Regions from separate parts of the Homo sapiens genome. Here regions 1 and 3 are each linked to region 2. A link is an interaction called in ENCODE POLR2A ChIA-PET data of the cell type or tissue named here. Cell type or tissue: PC-9. All regions are shown on one strand.

The links. ChIA-PET counts read pairs that join two places held together with the same protein. Peaks named below come from ENCODE experiments on the same cell type or tissue, not always from the same donor. Only the 100,000 strongest peaks of a DNase experiment are listed, where the experiment ranks them.
Region 1: POLR2A ChIA-PET joins it to region 2 with 5 read pairs; 1 of 35 experiments calls an interaction of 5 or more read pairs at or near these places.
Region 3: POLR2A ChIA-PET joins it to region 2 with 5 read pairs; 2 of 35 experiments call an interaction of 5 or more read pairs at or near these places.

What each region holds. Positions count from the first base shown.
Region 1 is chr3:149,380,797-149,384,796 of GRCh38, reverse strand. The region is part of intron 1 of TM4SF1-AS1 (TM4SF1 antisense RNA 1); the gene reads right to left. Among named protein-coding and RNA genes, the nearest start is that of TM4SF1-AS1, 5.0 kb to the right of the region's middle. In PC-9, no CTCF peak of the experiment used is centred here; no DNase peak of the experiment used is centred here; H3K27ac peaks cover 656 bases.
Region 2 is chr3:150,447,295-150,451,294 of GRCh38, reverse strand. All of the region lies in intron 1 of TSC22D2 (TSC22 domain family member 2), which reads right to left. Among named protein-coding and RNA genes, the nearest start is that of TSC22D2, 41 kb to the right of the region's middle. In PC-9, no CTCF peak of the experiment used is centred here; DNase peaks (open chromatin) are centred at 1,654, 1,954 and 3,344; H3K27ac peaks cover 1,954 bases.
Region 3 is chr3:149,989,007-149,993,006 of GRCh38, reverse strand. No RefSeq gene overlaps it. Among named protein-coding and RNA genes, the nearest start is that of PFN2, 20 kb to the right of the region's middle. RefSeq lists an enhancer at 1-423. In PC-9, no CTCF peak of the experiment used is centred here; no DNase peak of the experiment used is centred here.

The DNA.
Region 1 (4,000 bases), 1.1 Mb after region 2:
TTTTAATCAATGGTTTTTCTTCTCAACTGAAATGAACCTTGCTGGACTTGCGTAGCCTCATGTATAAAACTAGAAAGTTGGGCCACCTACATCAGTGGACTTCAACTCTGCTTGGGCACTGGAGTCATTTGGAGGACTTACTTAAAATGCAGATTCCTGGCCTCACCCACAGACATTCTGTTTCCCTTGGGCTGAATCAGGGTGTGTCGTTTTAGAAAACCATAGACCGTTTTCTGTTGAAAATCAAATGGTCTTTGAAGCCCTCCACATCTCACATGCCAGGCTCTAATTATTCAACCCAAGGAAATGATACTCAAATCAGAACATGAGAGTCCTTTCCCCTTCAAGTATTTATGCACTAGTTGCCCTAGGTGCCCTGGATGCCTTCAGCTCACCCATTCAAGAGGAAGTCACACCAGCCCTTCTGGGTAGCTAGCCCTCAGGAAGGGAGACCCAGAGCCACATCTTGAGCTTCAGACCACAGGGCAGGCACCCCAGGAGGTGTCTTGTCTGAAAATGGTAACTGAGACCTGGGAGAGTTCTTGGCTTAATGAGCCATCAGCTGAGCAATGTTGAACTAAAATTACCAGATAAAGATGGGGAATTGGTGATTAATTCTGGTTTAATTGGGCCAACAGAGCTTATTTTTTAGCCCAAGAATAACTTGAGCTACAACCTAAAGTGAAGGGAAAGCCAGGAAGCTGTGTGTAAGGTGGTTTTACACTACTCCCTGCCTCTGCATCTCTTTACTGTGGTTGTCTGCCTTGATTATGGTTCCAAATAAAGGACAGAAACTGGCTTCCCTGCCTGGTCCCACACTCACCTTTTCCTGAGAATGACTTCTCCTGCATGTACCTGGTTGCAGGGATGGCTCCCAGCAGCCATGTTTATGCAGGCCCCACAGGCATGGGCACCTGACCCCACAGGCATGGGCACCTGGCCTGGTCTTGTCCAATGCATGTCCCTTCTCTCACAATCTGGACTTGGGATGAATCTCTTGAACTGAAAAAACTATAAACTTCAGAACTGTCAGTAGCCATATTTTTTGTGTGTGAACTGAGAACCAGAGACAATGAGACTGCACTAAGAAGAATAAAGTATATGGATAGAAAGAGTCAAAAATGCAAAATGTGGAGTATGACATTCCGAATTTCCAGACCTTTGTTCCCCTGTCCGTGAGTTCCATCATCCTATCTGCATCTCCACCTTTGAAGTTTATAATTAATGCCCCTTTGTTTTAGGTAACTCAACTGGCTTCTGTTACTATAATCAGAATGCTCTAATGAGCATTGTTACTATATAGGAATCATTACATTTGTCATGTTCAAATGAGTAAGAAACTACAAGGAAGGAGAAATGCATGTGGAAAAACACAACTGGGGTGCAGGAGATCTGAGTTCAAATCTTCCTTCTAGAATCTCACAACCACATAGAATCATAGACTGTTTATGTTAATTCTTAAAGGTAACCCAGTTCCACTGCCAACTAGCTAGATGACCTTGGGAAGAGTTTTTAACCCCTGTGGGATTAACTATAAAATGGCCATAATGATTCCATTCACTCTATGAGGCTTCTTTCAGCATGAAAATCTATGCTTATATAGCACTTGATATAAGCAAAAGGAGTTTCCCCTGGAATTATTCTTGAAGCCACATTCTGTGCATGAAAAGGTTGAAAGAGCTAACCCTAAGAAGCATATACCAGCTGCTTATGTTAATGATAGGTAAAATTGAACATTTTCTAATTTAAATATAGTAAATGTCAATTTTCCCTAACTTTTCATAAGATGTTTTGACTTTGCTTAAACACTAATCTTAGAACTGAACATATTCAACTTCCCTCTTCATCCAAAAAAAATTTGGCGAATATTGAGAGCCAACTAAATGCCTGACACTATGCTAGCTGCTGTGCCCTCAAAGAAGAAAATAGAAGGTCCCTGCTCTCTGAGACTTCAGTGAAGGTGGGGAAGCTAAGGAGGATACACACTCATGCCTCGTGGTCGGATCGGAGCTGCCATGCAGGTGTGGTGTGTGTAAGAACAAAGCGGGAGTCATGAGCAGGCTGAGGGTGGGGTGGTGGGGGAAGCAGGCAGGGGTGTGACGAAAGGCATCATGGATGAAGTAACAAGTTCAGTCAGGGTAACAAGGCAGGGGTAGGGTAGGCTGGGCAAGAATAGCAGGGCCTTTCTGGCAGTTTTGGCATATCCAAAACATGGGGCTGAGAACCAGCAGCTCATGCTCTGGAACCTGCAGTTCTGTGATGCAGTAAAAACCACCGCTTCCAAGGGTATCATGGATTAAGGGTGATTCCAGAAGGGATGAGGGAGCTAGAAATGAGTTTTACTATAACCGGGGGAAGTCCAGTATTTTAAACTTTATCACGAAAGATAACAAAGGAATCCAACATATATTGGAGTGATAGAATCCCAGAAAAGTAAATATAATGAATCACAGATAGAGACATCTCCTCTGAGAGAGCGGGCTGATAAAAATAGTAAATAATCATAAGTAACTTTTTTTGAGTGACTGCTAAATGCCAGATGCTTCAAGCTTTACGCACATTGACTCATTTCTGCATACCACAACCCTATGAGGCAGATTCTATTATTTGTCTCAGAGAGGTCCTCTCAGTAAGGCCTTCTCCTTCTCCCACCTATTCCCCTTTTCTGCTCTTATCACCATCTAATACCCTCTGTGTTTTACTTACTATTTTTTATTTGCCTCTCTCTTTTTGATAGAGTGGATACTCCTTAAAGGCAGGAATTTTGTTGTTTGCTTTGCTTACTGCTATATCCTCAGCACTTATAACACATAGTAGGAATCAATAGATGTTGGTGAATGAATGAATTATAGAAATAGAGGTACACGGTACACAATGGTTAGTAGCTTGCCCCAAATCGAACAACCAGGCAGTGGTAGGCCCTGGGAGCAATGGTGTGAGTGGCTGGTAGATCTTGGGCTCACAGAGAGGCATAATGAAATTGAGGGTGGGGAGACTGGAGCATCAGCCGGGTTAAAAAGAGGCTTAAAAACTCATAGATTCACTTATTTTAGTCATCCAACTATTCAATACTATTTACTGAGCACCTATTATGCACCAGACATGCTCCAGGTACTGGGGAAACAATGGTGGACAAGGCAGAAGGTGTCTGCGCTCAGTGGGGAGGGGAGGGAAGATGACAACAGAAAAGGAAACAAGCAAATACACAGAATAACTTCAGAGGCTGATAAATTCTGTGATGATAATACAGCAGAGTAATGTGATGGAGCATAACTAGAGATAGGGGGAATATCTTCACTAAATAGGTCTTCAGAAAGGACTTCTTTGACAAAATTATGTATGAGCAGCATCCTGCAGCATGTATGTTTCTTTTTTCTGGGGAGAGGGTTTTTTTTTTTTTTTATTGATCATTCTTGGGTGTTTCTCACAGAGGGGGATTTGGCAGGGTCATAGGACAATAGTGGAGGGAAGGTCAGCAGATAAACAAGTGAACAAAGGTCTCTGGTTTTCCTAGGCAGAGGACCCTGCCCTTCCGTAGTGTTTGTGTCCCTGGGTACTTGAGATTAGGGAGTGGTGACGACTCTTAACCAGCATGCTGCCTTCAAGCATCTGTTTAACAAAGCACATCTTGCACCGCCCTTAATCCATTTAACCCTGAGTGGACACAGCACATGTTTCAGAGAGCACAGGGTTGGGGGTAAGGTCACAGATCAACAGGATCCCAAGGCAGAAGAATTTTTCTTAGTACAGAACAAAATGAAAAGTCTCCCATGTCTACTTCTTTCTACACAGACACGGCAACCATCCGATTTCTCAATCTTTTCCCCACCTTTCCCCCCTTTCTATTCCACAAAGCCGCGATTGTCATCCTGGCCCGTTCTCAATGAGCTGTTGGGCACACCTCCCAGACGGGGTGGTGGCCGGGCAGAGGGGCTCCTCACTTCCCAGTAAGGGCGGCCGGGCAGAGACGCCCCTCACCTCCCGGACGGGGCGGCTGGCC
Region 2 (4,000 bases):
AGCTGAAGATGCCTTAAAAATTTTATGTATCTTTAATTAAAATACTGCAAAAAATAAATAAATAAAATAAATGCCTTGCTTTACTCAAAGACTCCTCTAACTTTGCATTGAGTTACAATCACAACTATAAATGCACTACAGGAACTCTCCAAATTACACAATCAAATCTTTTGTAATACAAACTCCTTTAAGTTGGTAAATTTGGCATACTTCATGCTCACACCCCCTTGCCCAAACCAACTAAAACTGATTCTTCAGAAACTCACAAGTAGAAGGAAGCTATACCTTTCTTTGGGGGCAGTCCTAAGGAATCATACACTGTTTCCAGTAAATCATCTATAACTTTTATTCCACCCACTCCCATCTCCCAAAATAAGCACTGTAATAACATCATTACTACTAAAATGCATTAATTCTAACCTGGGTAACATTTTGCCTATTCTCTAACAAATGCATGTTTTATTTTTTTAGAAAGAAAATTAAGAAAATGCGAGTCACTGATTACAAAGGAATAAATCTAATCAATCTACAGTTCAGTAAACTTGTGAGGTTAAATATAATTTTAAAAATCCACCACTCTTCTGTAAGAGGAGACTAAAAAATATTTACAGCTTAATTTAAGAACAAATAACAATTTTCCTTTCAAAAGGGCCTAAATAAATAAAATTCATATAGACAACCTCTGGCTGAATGCAAACCTCTATGGTTAAGAATAAAACTTGGGTGAAGTTAATAATAAATTAAACTAAGAACTCAAAATGTTATGTTATTCTAATTATTGACCATCAGTTCTACCAATGTAAAACAAATAATGTTTAATTTCATGATTAAAAAAAAACCCAAAATGCCCCATAGAGATTATTATTAGCAGTAACACAAAATAAGTTATTTTAAAGCTATTATTCATCCTGAGCAAGCAGGTAAAATTTCTACTTACAAAACTTAAGTGTTACTTTTTCTCAAGTAGCCAGTCCCGCAATGGTGTGATGAATGCCTTTACCAAGGAACTATTAAAAACTCAGTTAAATATTTATATATTGATATTTATTGTCAGCATCTTCTACAAAAACCTTGTTCACCAATGCCCTCAGCATATTTTATATTTATCTTGTTAATTTCAGTCAAATGGCTAGCCAGTAAAGCGTAGATTAAAGAGCATGCAATCTATATGAAGTCCATCTCCTACCTTAGACCCCCTTTGTCTAGAGTCAGTCTTATCATCTGTACTAAGAACTTTAAATAAACACATTTAATTAGAATTTCTTTAATACTTTGGTGGGAAAGGACTATGTAACTGCATGTCTAATTTTTTTTTAAAGTTAAAAAGTCTCTAATAAATTTTCCTAAAATCTGTTAAGACCAGATGCCCAATAGAAAAATGGGGAGAATTCACACTGAACATTAACAAGAAAGACATGAAAAAATACTCAACATCTGAATCATAAAATAAAAATACAAATTAAAACTATAATGTAATACTATTTTCCAAAACAGATTTCTCTCCTTTTCTCTCCTCTCCCGACCTCCCCTTAATTATTCACTCTCTGAGCCAGCAATCATTCATCTTGGAATTTATCCTCTAGATATTTTATATACATAGCAAATAATGTTAACAAGGCTACTCATTACAACACTGTTTATAACAGCAATGCTTCTGGTTAAATGAATCATGGTGTAGCCATCCATTCAATTAAATAGTATGCATCTATTAAAAAACCACAAAGATACTTTTCTAGTACTGAGATGGGAACAATGTATTCTGGAGATCTTTAAAAGTAAAGGTACAGATGTGTGCACAATACATTATAATTTACATTAAAGAAGATAATATACATTGATTTGCTTATATACACATAAAGAAGGATATACACACATTAAGAAAGTGGCTGTTTGGGAAGGCAGGCAGATGCAGGACAGAGATAGAAGCAAGAGTACTTCTACTACATTTTGAAGAACAATGAAAAACATGTTCCAAAATGAAAATGACTCATGAAGGAGTTATCTTTTACAGTGTAAACTCCAGACATGAACAAATGGCAGACAGGAAAAGCAATGACAGAAAATAGGAAAGGGAGAAAGGAGGGAAGAGGTGCCAACTCTATTTTCTCTAGCAACTATTTCATTCTGCAAGATAAGGTACTATATTCAACAAACAAAACAATGATCAACATAAGTGATATTTGTGATTTGTAAAAATCCTGTTTCTTGGTTTAGAGTGAATTATAACCATCTGAGAATGTGATGTAAATTATGTTTATAGCTCCCAGTACAGCGATTTCTGTTTATTCAAAGTAAATCTGGTAAGCAAATGGTAAAAATTTGTGGTAAAGATCTATAATACAAAAAGTCATGTAAACTTACACAATAAAAATGTTACATTAAAAATTTATCCCCTAATTATATATATATATATATATACAAGATTAAAATTAACATTATCTTCTTTTTCCAGATCTCTTTCACATTTCCAAGTTATGATATTTTGGGGGGATCATTTTAATATTTGGTAGTAAAATTCTGATAAAATTACTTTTTTCTTGTAGAGCCATTTTAAAGAAACTTCGTTTTAAAACTAGCTGAACTAAAAATCTATTAAAACATTCAAAATGGAAGAGATAAGAATTTAGTCTGGAGAAATTGAAGACTGATACAAAAGTAAAATTTGCACAGCAATTTCACTATTACAGTCCAAATATTCCAAACAAAGTTTAATTAATATCCTATTTCAAGTTAATACTTAAATGTTATAATAATATGGAATTACATTTATTTAAGATACTTGACTTTGTGTGCTAGCTAGTTGTTGTTTTTATAGAGATGGGGTCTTGTGATGCCCAGGCTGGAGTGCAGTGGCATGATCATGGTTCACTGCAGCCTCAAACTCCTGGGCTCAAGCAATCCTCCTGCTTCAGTCGCAGTCACCCAAGCAGCTGGAACTACAGGTGTGCACCACCATTCCCAGCTGATTTTTAAAATTTGTTGTTAGCAACAGGGCCTCACCCTGTTGCCCAGGTTGGTCTCTAACTCCTAGGCTAAAGCAATCCTCCCACCTTGGCCTCCTGAGTAGCTAGGATTACAGGAAGCAGTCATCCTACGTAGCATTATTTCTTATTAGATGAAATCATTATTTCTTAATAGACTAACAATAGGCAAAGTTTAACAGGTTGAAAAGATTATTTCCTTCCTCTGAGTAAGACCTAAGAAAGGACAGGAGAAAGGGGTATGAGGAGGGTGGCATTTTCCTTGATATTGAAGTACTTAACATTTAGAGCAGGCTCTCTTGAAAGAGATTTCATTTTACTGTTTACATAGCAGCAACTACCTAATCTGATGACAGCACATTATTGAGGAGTGAATAATACATACCAAGGGATGTAAGCCCAAATTAAAAACTCGACACTATAATACCTGCTACTTTAAATTATTTCTTGGTGACTGGAAAAATAGTGTAAGACTGACAGTTACCTAGACTTAGATGTACACTGGTACCTCAGAGGAAAAACAGGGTGAGAGGGATTAGAACATATTTCAAGTTTCAATTGAAGCATACAGAATCTTGAGAGATCAGTGAGATGATAAGGAAAAGAGACTATCTGTGACAAAGAAAATGCTAAGGATGCCTGGGGCTTTATTCTTGGAGCAACTAGGAGTTGGCTGGTGTATCACAGAAAGGTGGCTAGATTTGGTGGGGGGATGAAGTGGGGTGGGGAGTAGGTGGTGCAAATAAAGCACTGCAAATAAAGACGAGAAAAGAAATTTAAGTTTCACTTGGGACTACTGAATTTGGAGACATGGAAATGTAGAATCCTGTTGGAGAAATATAGAGAGAAGGCTGCTGGATATAGGTATTGAGAACTCCAGAGTAATCTCTGGCCTAGAAGTCTAGATTTGAAAGTTGTAAGAATGCAGTAGGCGACTCAAACCATAGGAGAAAACAAACTTGCATAAACAATGAAAAGACAAGTGGGGCCAAAACACTGGAGAACACTAACATGTAAAG
Region 3 (4,000 bases), 460 kb after region 2:
GGATAGCCTGTCCTCAGGGTGCTTTCAAAGCAGCCATGCTACTGGGAGTGGCAGGGTTGCTCCCAATAGTTTGCACTTCAGCCCTGGTGGCAGCAACTAGCAGCAGCACCTGGCTGCATGCAAGGTATGTCAGTGGGGCTCTATGGATATGGAGATGAAAGGGCTACTGAGCCCCAGGGCAGGATGCAGGCTGGTGGGAGCTGGACTCTCAAAGTGGCACTTTGCTGTAGCTGCTTAGGACTCCAGGCATCTGTGGGACCCCTCTCTGAAGCAATCCTGTTATGCAGTCTCCAGGCAGATCCCTATGTTAGTCTCAGGGCCCTCATGAGTTGAGGGGCTCTCCCATGGCTAGGATTGGGAGAGTCTGCAGTGAGAATGTAGATCACTGGGAGTCACTTACTCTTTCCCCACATTGAGGAGCCTCTGCAGACTCCCAACTGATCCTGTCATCCCTGAGCTGACTACCTCACTCCCCTCTCCTTTGTCTTAGGTGTCTACTGTCATTTCTTTGTTGAATTCCAGTGTTCTTAGGTGATCTGTTAGAAATGTGATTATTGGCCGGGCGCGGTGGCTCACGCCTGTAATCCCAGCACTTTGGGAGGCCGAGGCGGGCGGATCACGAGGTCAGGAGATTGAGACCATCCTGGCTAACATGGTGAAACCCCGTCTCTACTAAAAATACAAAAAATTAGCCAAGTGTGGTGGCGGGTGCCTGTAGTCCCAGCTACTCGGGAGGCTGAGGCAGGAGAATGACGTGAACCCGGGAGGCGGAGCTTGCAGTGAGCCGAGATAGTGCCACTGCACTCCAGCCTCAGCGACAGAGCGACCCACTCCTTCCTCTGTTTAGGAAGATGATTAAGTGCCAAACTATGTAGGTTCAATCAAACCATCTCCTAACTAAATAACTTTAGGCAAGTACTCACCTTCTCCATGCCTTAACTTTCTTATCTGTAAGATGAGTAACACCAACCTTATATGATTTATGTGGATTAATTGAGTGAATATTTGTAAAGCACTCAAAATAATGCCTGTATGTAGAAAGCATTATATAAGTGTTTGCTAAATAAAATAAATACTTCATTGATTTATTTTAACATTTAATTAAGATGACTTAAATAAATCACCATTATGTCTGACAAATAGTAAGTAGTCAGCAGGAGTTGCCATTACCATTACAGGAGGTGATGTGGTGATCATTGCTAAACATTTCCTTACTAGTAGACTTTCAATCCTACACTGGGGAGAAGTCTGTTTGCTCATTAATAATGAGAGTTCATAAACCTTATGCAGTTTTTGTCCTTATAGGCCATATTATCAAGTAAAACAGTGATGGTAAGGGAAAATTTGTTCAAGAAGAGATCCCGCAGGAGTTTAAAAAAAAAAAAAAGAGGGGTGGTAATATAAAGTTGTAACTGTCAGGACTGTTCAAAGCTGATGAAAATGTTAGCGAAGAACCAAGGCTTTACCTTTAGAGTGGGCATAATTAATACGGAAGAAATCAAGCTTTCAGAGCCTTTGCCAGAGACTGGCAGCAACAGCATTCCCTGGGAGCTTGTTAGAAATGCAGAATATTGGGCCCTCCCAGAGTCAGAATTAGCAAGATCCCCCAGGTGGTTCTTATGCAAATTAAAATTTGAGAGGCATTGTTGTATAATATTTTTACTTTCCATGTTTTTTTCCTGTAGTTTATTTTGAATATGCCATATCAATAATACTAACATTTTGGCCATATTAGGTCTTTTTTAAAGTGATACATGTTTCTTTGAAGGTGTGACTAAAATTTGGCTACATGCAATGGTTTTAGTATATCCCAGGGACAATTTTTTCTAATCAAAAGTCACCTCTGGTTTTATAATGCAAATAAGCATGAAAGGAGGCACCATGCATGTTTTATAGCAAATGTCACTGGCATTTCTCAGGTTTATTACATGAGGGATGCATGTTTTTAAAAAAAATCATCTCCGAATCACAAGAGTTCAGAATTTTATCACTTTTCACTGTTCACTCTTGCTTATCCTGAAGGTGACAAATGAAAACAGGTCTCTGATTCATGCTTCTTCTGCTATAATGAAGCCACAACTCACTGACTTTTAAAATAGAATGTTTCAAGACCAAATATTTTATTTGGATGTATCTGAGGGGCTAAAATATTTCTATTGAAACTCTCTGTGAGAAAACATTCTAGATATGAAACATCTGTTTTTGGTCATTCCAGTTAAAGACTAATATTTGCGCAGGGCAGAGAGGCCCATGGTAATATTGTGTTGTTCTAAGTACAGTATTCCCATGATTCAATATTCCTGAAGGATTGGGTCAAAGTATTCACCCAATTAACATGGCTCAAACATTCCCAACATATTTGTGAATATGTACATCTGCAAATATATTAAACACACTTTCCCACTTCCTCTTTTTCTTTCTTTTTGGGGATAGAGGGTGGGGAGAGTGTGGGTGGGGGTTGGACACAGCTATGGAAAAACCCTGAAGCTCAAGATCAGGGGTAAAGTGCCTAGAAAGAGTCAAGGGAGACAGGAATGTCAGATTTAGTATTCCTTAGTAGGAGTCATTACAACCAGAGGCTCTTTCAGACGACCCTCTGGGTCAGAGTGAAGATGATCAAGACACCTGCCATTTACTATGGTGTGGCTGTGGGGGCCATTCGTCCCCACCTTTTGCAGAGCAAGAGGTCAGAAAGTTCCATCCTCTAGTCTAACTTTCTTTGTGTAGGGTACTGGAGCTGAAGGCCTTGTGATCAAACCTTTAGGTTTTCAACCTTGGCTGCACAGTTGGAATCACTTGGGGAGCTTTAAAAGTTACTGATGCCCAGGTTTCACCCCCAGACATTCTGATTGAATTGTTCTTGAGTACAACCTGGGCATTGAGATTATGATGACCAATGTGCAGACAGGGGCCTCTGTACCACAACCCTTGGGGCTCCTCTCTCGCTTCCTCAGAATACACCCTCCTCTCTGATTTCTGCTCCTCATATCATTCAATTCCTTTTCTATACCCCCAGAGTTTCCATCGCAGATCCTTTCCAAGGCTGGGTTCTTCTGCCCACCGTGTTTGAGCCCTCAGTCTCTTGGTTCTTGGAAATCATTATGAGCTGAATTGTGCTCCCCAAAATTCACACGTATGTTGAAATCCTAACACCCATCCAGTACCTTAAAGATGTGACTATAGAGCCAGGGCCTGTAAAGAGGTAATTAAGGTAAAATGAGCTCATATGGGTGGGCCCTAATCCAATATAACAGGTGTCCTTACAAGAGGAGGACATTAGGAGACAGATAGGCACAGAGGAAAAACCATGTATTACTACAGAGAGAAGATGGCCATCTACAAGCCAAGGAGAAAAACCTCAGAAGAAAGTAATCTTGTCGACACCTTGATGTCAGACTTCTAGCTGCTATAATTGTGAGCAAGTAAATTTCTGTTGTTTAAATCCCCCAGTCTGTGGTACTTGATATAGCAGTCCAAGCACACTAAGACAGAAATCTTCCCAGCACACAGGGTGCATTTTGAGTCACGGTCCTTCTCTCTGCAGAGACTGAGTTTGCTGGCATGTAGATTAGCCTTTAATATCTGAGAGAGTTTTTGCATAGAGAGGAACACTCACAATTATATGAACCTTAATGTCAGTGGAGTGAGCATTTAGGTATTGATACAAAATTTGATTAAATTCCTTTAAACAGCAATTGCAAATTTAGTATGTCTGATTCTTTTGAACATTTCAACACCCTAAAATACAAAATACACAAAATGCATTTTGTAGATAAAACAACAAAACTTATTACAACATTTAACCTTAAGCTATTCCAAACATCAAGTACCATGTGGTGAATTTATTTCTTCCTTAAAGTTGTTTTATACCTTTCTAGGATTAGAGATAAACTTATTTTGATTTCTTCCTAATGTTTCAGTACTATTAGTTGGATACCTTCTGGGTAGTAATTTTTACTCAACCCCAAATTCCCTGGGGTCCTGGATTTTTTTTCTTTTT